Linked DNA regions of Homo sapiens: region 2 is linked to region 1. Evidence: read pairs that join two places in POLR2A ChIA-PET (ENCODE). Cell type or tissue: A673. All regions are shown on one strand. Each heading gives the region's core, and the rest is flanking DNA. Links, peaks and the distances in the headings are about the cores only.

Evidence for each region. ChIA-PET counts read pairs that join two places held together with the same protein. Peaks named below come from ENCODE experiments on the same cell type or tissue, not always from the same donor. Only the 100,000 strongest peaks of a DNase experiment are listed, where the experiment ranks them.
Region 2: POLR2A ChIA-PET joins it to region 1 with 23 read pairs; 2 of 35 experiments call an interaction of 5 or more read pairs at or near these places.

What each region holds. Positions count from the first base shown.
Region 1 is chr2:176,589,565-176,592,471 of GRCh38, reverse strand. It overlaps LOC124907910 (a long non-coding RNA gene), which reads right to left. Exons shown (of 2, transcript XR_007087314.1): 2 at 2,541-2,907. Among named protein-coding and RNA genes, the nearest start is that of MIR1246, 10 kb to the left of the region's middle. RefSeq lists an enhancer at 2,512-2,907. In A673, for the core only: no CTCF peak of the experiment used is centred there; no DNase peak of the experiment used is centred there.
Region 2 is chr2:176,103,102-176,106,008 of GRCh38, reverse strand. No RefSeq gene overlaps it. Among named protein-coding and RNA genes, the nearest start is that of HOXD11, 2.7 kb to the left of the region's middle. RefSeq lists an enhancer at 873-1,859. In A673, for the core only: a CTCF peak has its summit at 1,538; DNase peaks (open chromatin) are centred at 568, 1,638 and 1,998; H3K4me3 peaks cover 2,500 bases; H3K27ac peaks cover 2,500 bases.

The DNA of each region.
Region 1 (2,907 bases), core at 297-2,796:
TCTCCTTTCTATCCACAGGGATTTTGTTCCTGCCCAGCTCCATCCGCTGACGTCATACAAGTACTAACATCTTACCAGGCCTAGCTTATTGCCACTCTCTCTGTGATCACCACCAAGAAGAAGAAATCTCTGCTCTAAAACATAAGCCCCTGGCTTTGGGAAGCTTATCCTGTTCTTATCTGGAAATCTATCCTGAATCCTATTGGGGAACACATTGCTTCTCCTTGATGGGATCTCAAAGGTCATTAACTGTGCTGTGCCTTCTTTAGGCCCAGCCCCACCATGGTGGGGGCCAATAACAACCAGGTCTCCCTCACATCTGGGGAGCTTCTCCAGCTCGCACAGGACCTGGAACTGGCTGGCAGGTCCAGCCTCACTAGGACTCAGAGTGAATGGAGACTCAGTTACCCACTGATGCCTAAGGTGCAGCCTCTTCACTCAATTCCCATCTTGTGTGTTTGGTTCTCTGACGGGTCTTCTGCCTTAACTTTTGGTTTCTCCTCAAGGTCTTTGCAAATATTACAGCCCAGGGTTGATTACGGATTAGACAGGACCCTCAAACCTTCCTACTTCCTCCCACAGTCTTCCCCAGGGCTGGTTTAAACAGTCAATCACAGCATAGGCACCAAGCAGGCTGAAGCAGGAGGGATGCTGGGGAGACATCAGTCTTTGCTGACCTCAGCAGACCTCTGTGATTTCCACTGAAGCATCTTACCTGACTCCTGGACTGCTCCATCCTCACCTGAGGTCCCCACCGCTTTTAGCCCAGAACCCTTGGATAGTGACCAAATGAGCCCTGAATGCTTGGGTTGAGGGCTGGAGTCTTCACATTTGAGTCGAGTCTTGAGGGGTAAGGGGTAAGGAGGAACCCTCGGGGAGGGAGTGGCATTCTCACAGAAGGGGCAGAATTTGGTTGTGAGTAGGGTTGAGGACAGAGATAGGTTTGGAAGAGGAGGCAGGCATCAGATCCTGTAGATACTGGAACACTGCTGAGCAATTTTATGTAGAGGCAATGATGGGATTTAATTCATATTTTAGAATGATTATCCTGGCAGTTTTTAAAGTTGATTAATAGTGTTGTCCAAACTTTAGTAAATAGTTTGGTAATTTGCATATGCCAATCATGGTGTTTTGTCCTAACCATGTACCTATTCTGTACTTTGAATTCCTTAATAATGTTCTCTAAATAGACTGCCTCTTTCCCTAACATTATTTTAAAATAAACTTTATATAATGAACATCATAGGGAATTCAGTGTCATTTGCCTTAAAAATGAAAACTATAGTGTGCACCTGTAATCCCAGCTACTCAGGAGGCTGAGGTGGGAGGATCTCTTGAGACCAGGAGGTTTGTGGCTGCAGTGAGCTGTGATTGCACCACTGCACTCCAGACCAGGTGACAGAGTGAGAGAGCCTATCTCAAAAAAAAAAAAAAAAAAAAAAGAGTACAACATTTGACATAGGGAGGTGGCATTTATAAACCCATTTCTTGTGAGTTAGTTTACTGTGGATCAGGCTTCTCAGAAATTGGTCAGCTTCGGGATTACTTTTGATAGGAAAGCACTACTGCCTAGAAAACAGGCCTCTGGCATCAGCCTTTCAAAGCCACACATTCAGTAAGCATCAAGTTTGACTGTGTTGTTTTTTCCGCATTTGGAAAACATTCTATGCAAGTTTCATTCACATTATGCTCTTCAAGAATCTTCAACCAGGAACACATTTGGGTTTTTAAGTCTATACAGTAATTGTTGTCTTGGATGATAGCTTGTTTTGTAACCCTCTGGTAGCCAAATGAGTGTGACAGTGATGGAATTAAAATCATAACTACATTGTGCTCAAATTGTTTGTTTGAGTGACTTAATGACAGGATTCCCTTCAGCAAATGCAAAATATGAAAATATTTCAATTTTACAAGGCAAGGGAAAAATACATTTTCCTGAATGGTTCTGGAAAGGCCACCTCTATTTTCACAAGTGTGGCTGTAAAATAAACAAGCTTCATCTTTAATTTACCTTTGCTACCGCACCAAGATGCCTAGGTGTTAAGAAAAGACTGTACAGTGATGCATTTGCCAGACAAAAAGCTTTCCCTGTTATTAATGACTGGTGGCGCCCCAGTGTAATCAAAGGGCACAGCTGCAGTGATATACGGCAGTGACAAGCCTTGGGATCTTTCCTCCTCAATGCTACGAGCCTAACAGCTAGCAGTAGAGAACTCCCAGCGCTGTATATCTACAAGATAAATAGCACAAGATATGAATATACGTATGGCTTACAGTCCTGAAAAGTATTGTTATATCCTCCCACACACAATCATTCTAAATATGACGCAAGTGCATTTTTCACCATTTCAGTACAATCCTTGTTGTTTGTAAATGGCAATAGTTTTCTCGTAGAGATTTAAAACCCTCCAACTGTTCCAGTTACTGACGTCTGATTTGAAAACTGGTGCCTATGCTGCCGACAGTACAGCAGGTTTCCAGAGATTCATAACCCTTTTTACAGTGACAGGCAGCATCAAAAGAAGGAATCACCACAAGAATATACTAGAAATCATTTTTATTTTTGCTCCTCGATGATGCCAAGATGATCTAAAGGGAAAACTGCGAGTCACTCATGATATGAATTTGACATGAAGGAATCCATAAGAAAAATTCACTGATGTTTTTATTTCCAGCTATTAAGCCATTTTTTCTCTCTCCTGCTTTGAATTTCTGACCAGTAAGTGCCATATTTTGCTTTGTTACGGGTTCAAGAAATGCATTTAATTGGGAGTTATGACCAAGGTTAAATAATCAGCATGAAATGAGGTTAGCTTTCTTCACTTACTCAGGCGTGAATTCTTCTAGAAACATTTTATAATTACTGATTAGGTTTCCATTAAAAATAAAATGAACAAAACCACAGAA
Region 2 (2,907 bases), core at 126-2,625, 490 kb after region 1:
CCGCCAAGGCCTGCGAATCCACGCCGCGTTTCCCCGAGGCTCTTCTGGTACCCTTGGGTCTGCATGGTCACTTCAGCCCCTCCCCCAAGATAGGTTGTCTCTCTAAGGGCTCTCAGCGGAGCCTGACTCCCTCCTGGAGCCCCTCTGTGTCACCTGGCTCTGAGGCAGACTCTTCGTGGGGCACCCCATCCACTCCCCCAAGGCCTCACTCTCCTCCCAGCCTGCCGCGACCCTCTCCTAGCCCATGGGTCCAGGCAAGGCCTGGGATCCCACCTCCGAGTGAGCAGACGCTTTTCAAAGGTAAACCGTCTCTTCCCAAACCCAAATCCCAGAACCGAGGGCAGGAGGCTGCCCCTTTCCCCAAGATTCCTCCGCCCAGGCAATCCCAGCGCTGGGGCCTGGGCCTCAGTCCTATACCCAGGGCAGGCGGCGCTGGCTGTGATGCTGGTTCCCTCCCTGGCCCGGGCTGCTGCAGTGCCGGTGCTGTGCGCTCTGCCCACCGTGCGGACAGACAGAGAAAAGGCGGGTGGTCTGAGCTAATATCTATTTTCTGGCTGATGTACCCCCCCTTCCTCTTTTTCTCCTCCCTCCCTTTCTCCCTTCCTCTCTCCTTCCTCCGCCCCTTCCCATGTCTTCTTCCCTCCCCCAACACTGCGCAAATAGGTCTGTGGCGACTGGAGGGCATCGAGCCTCCCCCAACTAGAACTGCCCATCTTGTGTGCTCCCTCCCCGCAGCTGGCACCCCCGCCCAGATTCCAGCTGACATTCTTCTCCTCAACCCAGACCCCCAGCACACTTATCTGCCTCCCCATCTCCATCCCAGGCCCAAGCCTCTCCCTTTCGGGCTCGTGGTCGACGCCCCTGGATCTCTCTCCTAAAATGGCTCCCTGGACGCTGCACACTGGCCCTGCGGTAGCTCAGGACCCAGGGCAGCTGCGAGGACTTCAACCCGGGTCTTTATGTGTCTGGGGATTCGCAAAATTCTCGCACCTTCTCTCTACTGGCGGCACGGGGTGGGGTGCAGGCAGCCCGGCGCCCCCAGTATGGAGCCTGCTGACCGCCGAAGAGGGAAAAGGGGAGGACGAACCATTCAAGTTCAACGACATGGCGACGGCAGCTCCGGCGGGAGCAGCGATTTGGCGGGGGAGGGTGAGCCATCTGCAGTGGCGCGCCGGTGCATAGGGGAAGGGGGCGGCCGGCCCCTTTCGGCTCCTTAGCGCGGACCCTTGCCCCCCGACCCACTCCACAACCCAGAGCGCTTTCATTCCAGTCCCAGCCCGCTTGGCTCTTTGGCCCCAGCTCCCTCCTAGTTCCTACCCCCATTCCCCAAACCCAGGGAAAACCGCAGCCTCCGGACCCGCGCGTCCCGCTCGAGAACCTACCGTGAAGACCCCGACTCTGTGGCCTTGTCCTTGCCTGCGCGGCCCCACCCGAAACGCAGGGAGCGCACCAGGCCTTCGGGGCGCAGCCAGCCGCTCCGCGAGAAAGAGCTTTCCGCACAGCGCCAGGACGCGATGCGGTGATTTTGAGTCACCCAAGATAAGACACTAACTTGACCTTAACTTTGTCAGGGCGCCCCTGGTATCTGGAGAACGTGAACAGACACTGTCTGGCAGCTCTCGTAAAAGCTGACTGGGGAAGGGATTCTGAGTCATTTCATTTATTGCCACTACAGTTCTGCAAGAAAGCTTTTCCTCCCTGCCAAACTTTAATTATTTATGCTCTTTTAAGAAACGAAAGAAGAGAAATGCAGGGAAAACACCCAGAGCCAGTTCCTTCCCTACAGAGCCTTCGGAATGGACTTCTTAAGTCAAGCGACTGGAGAACAAAAATATGGGGAGATCACCTTTGTCTAAGGACAGTGGGGCAGTCGCCTTGCCCTCCCCCACTATCACTGAGGGGGGAATGCAGCTGGGAGAGGCGGGTGAAGGGTGAAGGGGCATCCCCCCACATGAATATTTACAACGGTTCCAGATTTCTCTTCCACCCGCCGGCATCCCGGAAGCCTCCTCAGCCCGCCTCCCTGGGGGAGAACCCCCAGGCCTTAAAAGCGTCCCCCCTTCCCCGCCGCCCTCTGAGTTCCCAACTGATTGAATGCCAGATGAAGCTGTTTTTTTCTCGTTTTAAAACTGTTTTCTTGGTCAAGAGGCCCGCTTGGACTGCAGCATTTCAGAGGACACATTTGTCTTTCTGAAGGGAATGTTGAGCACTCAGATTTTAGCGTCCTTTCTCTTCGGCTTTTTTTTTTTTTTTTTTTTTTTAACAAATTTCCTAGTGGTTCCAAATCTCTGCGGGAACCCGGGCTATGGAAGGAGACACCAGAGTCTTTGTATTTGTGTGAAATAGCAAACGGGATAGATTTGGAAAAGACTGCTGAACCAAGAGATACGCTTTTATATTTAGAATAATTTAATTTTCTTTGAGGAGTGATCTCCATGAATATCCCCTCCCCCCACTCATCCCAGGCTAAAGGGAAAGAACACGATGATTTAATGATATATTTTGGAAAGAAACGGCCTCCGTGTTTTCTGTCTTAAGGCCTGGATCTGAGTTCATATGCTTTCCTCCTCCTTTCCCCAGCCTTCCGAGCGCTCAGTGCGGCTTCAGCCTTTGTTCAGTTGTTTTTGAGGAGGCAAACCTCTGAATGCAGACTCAGACTTGGAGATCCTGCTCTGGGTACCATCGCCTCTATGTGCCCAGCCAGGTGGAGAATCCTTTTGAGCCATAGGGCCTTGGCAGCTCTTGCTTCTTTCTCTCCTATTGAATATATATACATATAGGTATATATAGTTGTGTGTGTGTATACAATTAAAGAACAATTAAAAATTTCAATTATACACCAAATTTGCTTCTGGGAAAGGGAGTTGAAATGTTGAATATTCAGTGTTAGTGATTTAGTGGTTTTGC